Regions from separate parts of the Homo sapiens genome. Here region 2 is linked to region 1. A link is a contact called in ENCODE Hi-C data. All regions are on one chromosome and are shown on one strand. The core of a region is the stretch at or near the end of the contact, and the rest is flanking DNA. Distances in the headings are between cores, read along the strand shown.

Region 1 (4,471 bases), core at 628-3,127:
ACAACAACAAAATTAATTATTCAAAAACTATGCAGTACTTTAAAATTTTTTATGTATCATGAATATCTCTAGTCGCAATATTCATCTGCAACACTAATTGTCATAGTGTGATCTGGGGCTGCTAGGGAGGGATCCCAAGACATTTTCAGGAGGTTGTGAGCTCAAAATTATTTTAATTTTAATTCTAAGGCATTATTTGACTTTTCACCCTCATTCTCTCACAAGCAGAAACTACATAATACATGATACTGCAACAGTTTGAATACAGAAGCAGATATAAAAACAGTGGCTATTAAGTTTGATGTTAAAGGCAATAGCAAAAATCTAAAACCACGCTGTTCTTCCTACTGTTTTAAAATATATACTTATTTTTCATTAAATATTTGTTATCATATAATGGGTTTGTTATTTTTAAATGAAATAATGAATATGTAAAAAATTGTTTTAATTTTGAAAGTATTAACAGATGTAGCACACATACACAAAACCTCTTTGGCATGCTCCATAATTTTCAGGAGTGTAAAGGGATTCCGAGACGAAAAAGTTTGAGAACCTCTGATCTGCGGTATCACTTTTTAATGGCTGAATTAGTGCATTGATCGGAAGTTTCCTAATTCACTTAACTAGTATATAATGCCAAGAATAAGATTCTTATACTTAAATTTGGGTATACCCTTAATTATTTCTCTAGGATAATTTTCAAGGATGATTTTTAAAACCCATATTTATTGTACAAAAGTGGGCTAACATCAGTAATGCAATCCACCCCCAGCCAATCAGCTGTTTTCATTCTGTTTCCTTCCAATCAACAAAGGTGGGTGGTAGGCATTTACGATTTACCAGCATAAGGGTTTGACACTAGGTCATCATTTCCAAGGGAAGGTGCCCCGCGGACGGTCTGGTCTAGCGGGCTCTAACTTAATCACCCTGGAATCTTCTTTAAAAAGCAAATTCCGGCCGGGCACTATGGTTCACACCTGTCATCCCAACGATTTAGGAGACCGCGGTGGGAGGATCGCTTGAGCCCCGAAATTTGAAACCAGCTTGGGCAACATAGCAAGACCTCCATATCTACAAAAAAATAAAATATTAGCCAGGCGTGGTGGTGCGCGCCCGTAGCCCCAGCTACTCGGGAGGCTGAGGCGGGAGGATTGCTTGAGCCTAGGAGGTGGAGGCTGCAGCGAGCCTGATGTTGTCACTGCCCTCCAGCCTGGTGAGAGTGAGACCTTGTCTCAAAAGAAAAAAAAAAAAAAGCAACCCAGAGTTGTGGGAAAGAACTGAGTGTCATTCTCAATGTTTTTAACCTACGTGCTAACCGCGCACCTTCTACCTAGGCTGCGCGACCTCCGCGCCCGGATCCATGGCGCCCCCTCTTCTCGACTCCCGATGCAGAGCTCCGATGCAGAGCTCAGCGCCAGCCACTCACAAGGAGCCTGGCAAGTTTTATCGAATTGGTGAACGAAGTTCGAAAGCTCTACCCTTGGAGATCCTTATTCAGTAGGTCTGAGGTAGACCTAGGAAACGCGCATTTTATATAAATCCTACCTCTGACGGCAAACGACAAGGGGTTCACGTGCCAGCTCTCCTCGGCGACGCGCTAGGCTACTCAGCGCCCCGAGCCTCGGCCTCGCATCGCTAGAACCCGGCCATGGCCGCTTCCTTACAGGGCAGCTGTGAGGAGTCCTGAGGAATTTTAGTACACGGCATATCCTCAGCGTAGTGGCTAGCACATCACAAGGCTTTAATCTTAACACTGTTGATCTTAACACTGCAACTGAGGGGGCCCGGAGAATGGGCCTGACAGGAGGGTCTGTCGGAACCTGAGGGACTGGGGATCCCGGTGCGGAGAAGCGCGAAGGGAAATCGCGTTGAGCAGCTGGGGTGGGTGCGCCTGGGGGCGTGGCCTGCGGGCCGGCGGGCGGGCGGGAGCCTGCGGTGGAGGCGTGGCACGAGGGAGGGGCGAAACCGGGTGGCGCGGAGGGGGCGTGGCGTTGGGAGGGGCGGGGGGAGTGGGCGGGGCCGAGATGGGGGCGTGCGCGCTGACAGGAGCGCCGGGGGAGTGAGAGACGCCTCCTGGCGGGAGCTGGCGGCTGTGGACCCCAGCGGGGGCGGAGGGGAAGAGGGGAGCAGGGGCGGGGAGCAAGGAGCCGGGAGGAGGGCGGCGGGCGGGCCTGTCTCTTTAAGGTGCCCGAGGCTCGCGGGCGCTGCGCTGAGGGGACGGCGGGAGGCGCGGCCTGGCCTCGCACTCAAAGCCGCCGCAGCGCGCCCCGGGCTCGGCCGACCCGGCGGGGATCTAGGGGTGGGCGACTTCGCGGGACCGTGGCGCATGGTGAGTGGGAGCGGCTGGGGGGTTGTGCAGCCTCTTGGCCTCTTGGTTGGGAAGGGGCCGGGCGCCGAGCTCGGCCCTCTAGAGGCCCGGGGCCGCGGCGAGCTTCGCGGGGGCCGGGAGAAGCCTGGGCCCGGCTGCGCGGAGGACAAAGTGGGGGTGCTGGGCGCGGGCGCACAGGCCGGACGCCGGGAGCCAGCAGCATCTCTGCGCCGCTTTGGTCCAGACCATCTCTGGGCCGGCCCGCGTCCTCCGCAGCCCGCGTCGGCCGAGCCGGGGTGGGGGTGGTTCCGGGTGCCCGGTCCCCCACACCGCTACCGGCCTCTGCCTCGCGGGGCGTCCGGCGCCTTCGGGGCCCTGGCACCGCTCTACAGAGGCTCGGCTCTGCCCTGGTCGCTGTCAGTGCCATCTCCCTTAACGAGAAACTTGGGCGTGATGTATGCGAAACAATTTTGATGCATGATGGTTTCTAACTCCTTAGGAAAAGATAAGTCCTTTAATTCTATTACCTGATTTCGACATGGTCGTAGTTACTTGAATACTTTTTCCAGTGAAATTTGGGGAGTAAGATGAATTTGTGGAACATTTCATAAGACAACCGTAAAAGATGGGAAAGGGGGGAAATCCCAGTTTTCATGGTTGTAGGATGAAAACTAGTTCCACGACAGTTAGTCTCCAAATAACCTTATTTGGCCTCCGCAAATATGTACTGGTTGCTCCAGAAATCATCCTACTTGGTATGCGGCGTTAGATACATTAGAAAATTAGTTACTAACGGTCTTTAGGGAATGCTTTGTGAGCCTCAGTAACGATCACCAGGGTTTTCTCTTTCAAAATTGACTCATACCAGGTCCAAAGCCCTTTATTCTTTTCACCCTTTTATTATTTTTCCTTTAATGTACTTTGTAACACTTAGAATAAAAGTTTAGAGTAATCATAAATGCCCCCATAAACTCACTATTTATCCCTCTTACGTCAGTAGTCATTTATTTTAATTTATTATGTTTGATAGGGAGGTGTTTTAACCTGAAGAAATGATATCTTCCCGTATTTAAAGTTTAATAACTGTATACTGTTTGGCCCCTGTCAGACTGTGTTTGTGCTAGTCTTTTTTCCTTCTTCTTTTTGAACTGTAGTATCTTCTTAATAACTTTGAAGAATGTGTGGTACTAATAGAATTAAAAGAATATCTTGGCCGGGCGCGGTAGCTCACCCCTGTAATCCCACACTTTGGGAGGCCGAGGCGGGTGGATCACCTGAGGTCAGGAGATCGAGACCAGCCTGGCCAATATGGTGAAACCCCGTCTCTACTAAAAATACAAAAATTAGCGGGGCGTGGTGATAGGCTCCTGTGATCCCAGCTACTCGGGAGGCTGAGACAGGAGAATCGCATGAACCCGGGAGGCGGAGGTTGCAGTGAGCCGAGATTGCGCCACTGCACTCCAGCCTGGGCGACAGAGCGAGACAACGTCTAAAAGAAAAAAAAAAAAAAGAATATCGTCACATTCTAATAATTACCTAGAGTTTTTAATGCAATTAGTAATTAAACAGCCTTTTGTTATTTGCTCAATTATTTAAGAAGTGACTCTGTGGACTCTACTTCTTGCTTTGAGCTGCTTTATTCTGTCTAAATAAGCCTGAATAATTTCCATTTAAAATTTTGTTTTGATTCTAAGAATTAAAATTAAATATCTTAAAATTATAATACAATATTAATAGTTTTATATGGGCTTACAGTTGAATAATGGACCTAAAATTAAAGTTGAATAGTAGCAGTGCAGTATTGAAGCTAGTTATTTGCCTGATATACTCTCAAGTTACTGAGGGTTTAGATATACTCACTCTACTTTCACAGTCACCATTTCTGGATAGTCTGAGGAACTGTAGAGTTCTAGGTCCTTGAAGATGGCTATGAAGCCATTATTATACAAAATTATTGTTTATTTTTGAATGTTTATATAATCTTTCATTGAGAATGATCTTTAAATGATCACTCAAAAGTTTTTTGAAGGCCAGGCATGGTGGTATTGTCTGTAGTCCCAGATAACTGGGAGGCTGAGGTGGGAGGATCACTTGAACCCAGGAATTGAAGGCTGCAGTGAGCTATGATCACACCACTGTACTTCAGCCTGGGCAACAGAGCAA
Region 2 (4,805 bases), core at 1,244-3,743, 3.0 Mb after region 1:
TATGTCTGAATCCAATATTCATGAGCAGCAAAAGAAAAGCAGTCAGGCCGGGCAAGGTGGCTCACGTCTGTAATACTAGCACTTTGGGAGGCCAAATGGATTGCTTGAGGCCAGGAGTTTGAGACCAGCCTGGCCAACAAGGTGAAACACCATCTCTACTAAAAATACAAAATTTAGCCAGGCGTAGTGGCGGGCGCCTGTAATCCCAGCTACTCGGGAGGCTGAGGCAGGAGAATTGCTTGAACCCTGGAGGCGAAGGTTGCAGTGACCCAAAATCACACCACTGCACTCCAGTCTGGGCGACAGAGCGAGACCCTGTCTCAAAAAAAAAAAAAAAAGAAAAGAAAAGAAAAGGGATCAGAGCTTGGTAAAACAGGGAAATGGATACAGGAAACCGAAAAAGGACCTACCACACGGCAGCGTGGCGTGACCATGGCGAAGAAATTGATTTAAGACTGGCAAGGGAGCCTCAAGGAGTAAAAATCATGAATGCAGGCACTATTATTCCCCCTCCCCACCCCCGCTCTTTTTTTTTTTAGGAGACAGAGTCCGTCACCCACGCTGGAGTACAGCAATGCAATCAAAACTCACTGGAGCCTCAACCTCCCGCGCCAAGCAACCCGCCTTGGCCCCCCGAGTTGCTGGGACTATAGTCATAAGTCACTGAGCCCAGGTAAGAAAAAAAAAAAAAAAACAATTTGTAGAGGCCAGGAGCTGTGGCTCAGGTCTGTAATTCCAACACTTTGAGAGGAGGAGGCGGGAGGATCGCCTGGGTCCTGGAGTTCCAGGCCAGCCTGGGCAACTGGGCAAGATGGTGAACCCTATCTTTTGGGACGGAGTCTCGCTCTGTCGCCCAGGCTAGAGTGCAGTGGCCCGCTCTTGGCTCACTGCCAGCTCCACCGCCCAGGTTCACGCCATTCCCCTGCCTCAGTCTCCCGAGCAGCTGGGACTACAGGCGCCCGCCACCACGCCCGGCTAATTTTTTGTATTTTTAGTAGAGATGGGGTTTCACCGTGTTAGCCAGGATGATCTCGATTTTCTGACCTCGTGATCCACCCGCCTGCTGGGATTACAGCCGTGAGCTACCGCGCCTGGCCTCTCCAGAAACTTTTTAAAAATCAACCACGGTGCTGTAGTCCCAGATACTCCGGAGGCTGAGGCGGGAGGATCGCTTGAGTTTGGGGCTGCAGTGAGCTGTGTTTGCGCCGCTGCACTCCGGCCTGGGCGAAGAAGCAAAACCCCGTCTCTTAAAAAATAAAAATAAAAATAAAAATCGTAGATCGGAGGGTCTGCTACCCTACCCAAGCTGGTTTCCAACTCCTGGAGTCAAGCGATTCTCCCGCCTCGGCCTCCCTAAGTGCTGGGATCGCAGGCGTGAGCCCCGGCACTAGCCTATCTCCCCTTACAGTGAAGACGTTGAGCTGACTACAAGGGCGCTGGGATAGCAGGAGGCCAAGCCAGGTTCCCGTGGCCGACCCGGGGACCTCAACCACCACCCGTACACCAGTGCAAGGCTGAGGAACCGTGTCACTTAAACAGTGAGAGCGACTATTCGACACGTGAACCTTTCATTGAGACTGATCACGGCCATGGTTCTGTCAACACTCTATCATTATGTCAGAAACACGTATCAGGTCCCGTGTGTGTATCTAGAGGGATGGCTACCAACAGAGAAAGAGCCTCCTGCTGAGAGCAGGCCCTGATATGCAACGAACACAGAGTCCCTGCTATGAAAAGGTGACATTCTTAATAATAATAGCTAATACTGCCAGTCCTGGAATGCCCGCAATGGCCCCATTCAACAGACGGGAACACGGAGACTCGGAGAGGTTAGGCAGCCCGACTCCAAAACCCGTCCTTGCGACTACATCGTGCTCGTGCTGCTGACTCAAAATTACAGACGCCTTCGTTCCGTGCTCCGGGGACACGAAAGCGGGGACAAGGACGGCCACCAAGCCAACATGACCTTCGAGGCTTCAACCGCCCCGGTGAAGCGCGAAAACCCGGCTCTACTGAAGCTGCGCGTTTTCAAAACTTGAATCCCACAGGCAGGGCTGAGCGCGAATCGGCGCTCCCGGGGCCGGCTGAGAGACAGCGCAGGGCGCCCAGGCCCTCGGCAGGGACGGCCCGCGTGCGGCCGGAGGGCGGGGGCCAGTGACCTTGACGTCCGCTCTCCCGAGCCGGAAGTGGGCCCGAGGCAGGGTGGAGGGCGCCGGGCGCCCAGGTAGGACTCACCGTCCGGAGGCAGGGCTGCTCGCCCGGGCCCACGCCGCCAGGCACGAGGAGCTGCTGTAGGCCGCGGGGCCAGCAGCCGCCCCGGCCCCACAGCCGCAAACAGCGGTGCGCCATGGCCGCCGCCGTGGCCCTCTCGGCCCGGGACGCTGCGCAGGCGCGGGCAGGCGACGACTGGCGGCCTCGGGAAGCGGGCTCGGCTCGGGGAAAGGCCGCCAGGCAGCGAAGCGCGCCGGCGGCTCACGGAGGAGCCCAAGCTCTCAACGCGGCGTCTCCTGCCGCCAGCCCCGCCCCGGCGCGCTGACGTCGGCGTCTCCTCTCCGAGGCCCGCCGCGACCTCCGCCAGTGCAGAAGACAGGACCAAATGGGAGGAGCATGGGGGCGGGACCGGAGGCGGGGGCCGACGGAGCAGCGTTGGGGGCGCGGCAGGAGGCGGGGCCGAGAAGGACCCTGGAGGGCAAGGGGGAGCTAGAGGCGGGGACCGGGCCGAGGGAGGACTCGGGAGGGCGAGCGAGAGCTGGGGGCGGGGCTGATGGCGCACGTGGGGGGCGTGGCTGGAGGTGGGGCCGAGGAAGGACTAGGAGAGCGAGCAGGAGCTGGAGGCGGGGCCGACGGAGGGGTGTGGGGGGCGTGGCTGGAGGCGGGGACTAAGGGGAGACGCGTGACTGGGATCCTGGGCTTCCGAGCCTGGGCAGCCGGGTGGGCCAGCCAGTAGGAGCGAGGGGGAAGTAGCGAAGGCCCCAGCGGCGGCAGATGGAAGGACCCTCCGAGCGCCAGCTGAGTCATGGGGTGGTGCTAGGCTCTGGAGACACCGAAGCACACATTCCTGACCCCTGGGAGGGCGATGCGAAGATTCACAAGCAGCAGGGAATGTTGGGGCTGTGCCGTGCAGCCTGCGCTCTAGGAACCCTGTCGGGGAACTGGTTCTCGGAGAGCAAGTCGAGTCTTCCAGGTAGTGGAAACTACACATTGTTTCCTGTACCGTGACAGCGGAGGAAAAAGGAGAGGTCTTTGAACTGAGGTGGGGGACTTGGGGGTTTTTCTGAGACGGGCTCTCGCTCTGTCGCCCAGGCTGGCGACGCTGGACCTCAGGCAAAGGACAGTAATCCTTGAGAGACAGGAGACAAAACCAGGTGAGTCCTGTGATTACCCCAGTGGCAGTAAAACAATAACAAAAAGATATACCAGATACACCATCATACCATGCTCACACAAAAGAAAACTGAGTAGACAAATAGATTTTAGGGCAAGGAAATTCCAAAGAAAATTAATTGCAGGGAAAAGAATATCACTAAGGATGAAGAGGATCGGGTTTCTTTTCCAGAGACAGGGTCTCAGTCTGTCACTTAGGCTGGAATGCCATGGTGCAATCGTAGCTCACTGCAGCCTCTAACTCCTGGGCTCAAGGGATCCTCCTGCCTCAGCCTCCCAAGTAGCTGGGACCACACACGCTCGACCACACTCGACTTTTTTTATTTTGTGTAGAGTTGAAGTCTCACTTTGTTGCCCAGGCTAGTCTCAAACTCCTGGCTTTAAGCAATCCTCCTGACTCAGCCTCCCAAAGTGCTGGGATTACAGATGTGAGCCACCCACATCTGGCCAAGAGAATTATTATTATTATTATTATTATTATTATTATTATTATAAAGGGGTCAGTTCATCAGTAGGACATAACAACCCTAAACATCTTTGTTCCCATTAACAGAAGCTTAAAATACATGGAGCAAAGACTGACAGAACCACAACTTCCAATTATATTTGGAGATTTCAAATCCTTCTTTTGATAATTGACAGAACAATTAGACAGGAAAATAGTAAGTATATAGAAGACTTAAACACAACCAACTAAATCAAATAGACATTTATAGAAAACTACTCATAACAACAGAATACACATTATTTTCAAGTTTTCACAGAGCACTTATCAAAATAAACCATATTGTAGGCCATAAAAATATTAAGAGGAGTCAAGTCATATAAAACATATTTTCTATCCACAATGAAATTAAATTAGAAATCAGTATCAGAAATAGGCTGAGGTGAGAGGATCACTTGAGCCCAAGAGTTCCAGACAAGCCTGGGCAAAACAAAGACCTCGGCTTCAAAAAAGAAAAAACTAGACAGAAAATGAAGTAAAACCAAAGAACAGAAAGAAGATAAAAGTAAAAATCAATAAAATTAAAAACTAAAAGACATAGAGAAATGAATGAAATCAAAGTGTGTTCTTTGAGAAGATCAATAGTCAGAGCAATCAGGAAAAAAGAAAATGACACAAATTGGCCCAGCACGGTGGCTCATGCCTGTAATCCCAACACTTTGGGAGGCCAAGGCAGGCAGATCACCTGAGGTCAGGAGTTTGAGACCAGCAAGCAGGCCAAAAAAAGAAAGAAAAAGAAACAAGGAAGGAAAGAGAGTGAGAGAAAGAAAGGAGAGAGAGAGAGAGAAAGAAAGAGAAAGAAAGTAAGAGAGAGAGAGGCCGGGCAAGGTGGCTCACGCCTGTAATCCCAGCACTTTGGGAGGCTGAGGTGGGCGGATCACGAGTTCAGGAGTTCAATACCAGCCTGGCCAATATG

Evidence for each region. A loop is a pair of places that touch in the nucleus more often than their neighbours do. Pooled maps may share reads with other maps.
Region 2: a map of CD4-positive, alpha-beta T cell shows a loop between it and region 1 (6-fold over the local background). The contact joins the promoter of AFG3L2 here to the promoter of TWSG1-DT in region 1. A Hi-C loop is called at or near these places in 2 of 168 maps with a recorded cell type or tissue (CD4-positive, alpha-beta T cell and naive thymus-derived CD4-positive, alpha-beta T cell), 1 of 37 single-sample maps with no recorded cell type and 9 of 50 pooled maps.

Annotation. Positions count from the first base shown.
Region 1 is chr18:9,332,592-9,337,062 of GRCh38, forward strand. TWSG1-DT (TWSG1 divergent transcript) reads right to left here and starts at 1,878. Exons shown (of 3, transcript NR_183523.1): 1 at 1,546-1,878. TWSG1 (twisted gastrulation BMP signaling modulator 1) reads left to right here and starts at 2,182. Exons shown (of 5, transcript NM_020648.6): 1 at 2,182-2,329. RefSeq lists a silencer at 1,883-2,672 and enhancers at 2,470-2,970, 2,733-2,782.
Region 2 is chr18:12,374,734-12,379,538 of GRCh38, forward strand. AFG3L2 (AFG3 like matrix AAA peptidase subunit 2) reads right to left here and starts at 2,494. Exons shown (of 17, transcript NM_006796.3): 1 at 2,236-2,494. The coding sequence starts at 2,349. RefSeq lists a silencer at 2,059-2,958 and enhancers at 2,731-3,262, 3,263-3,792.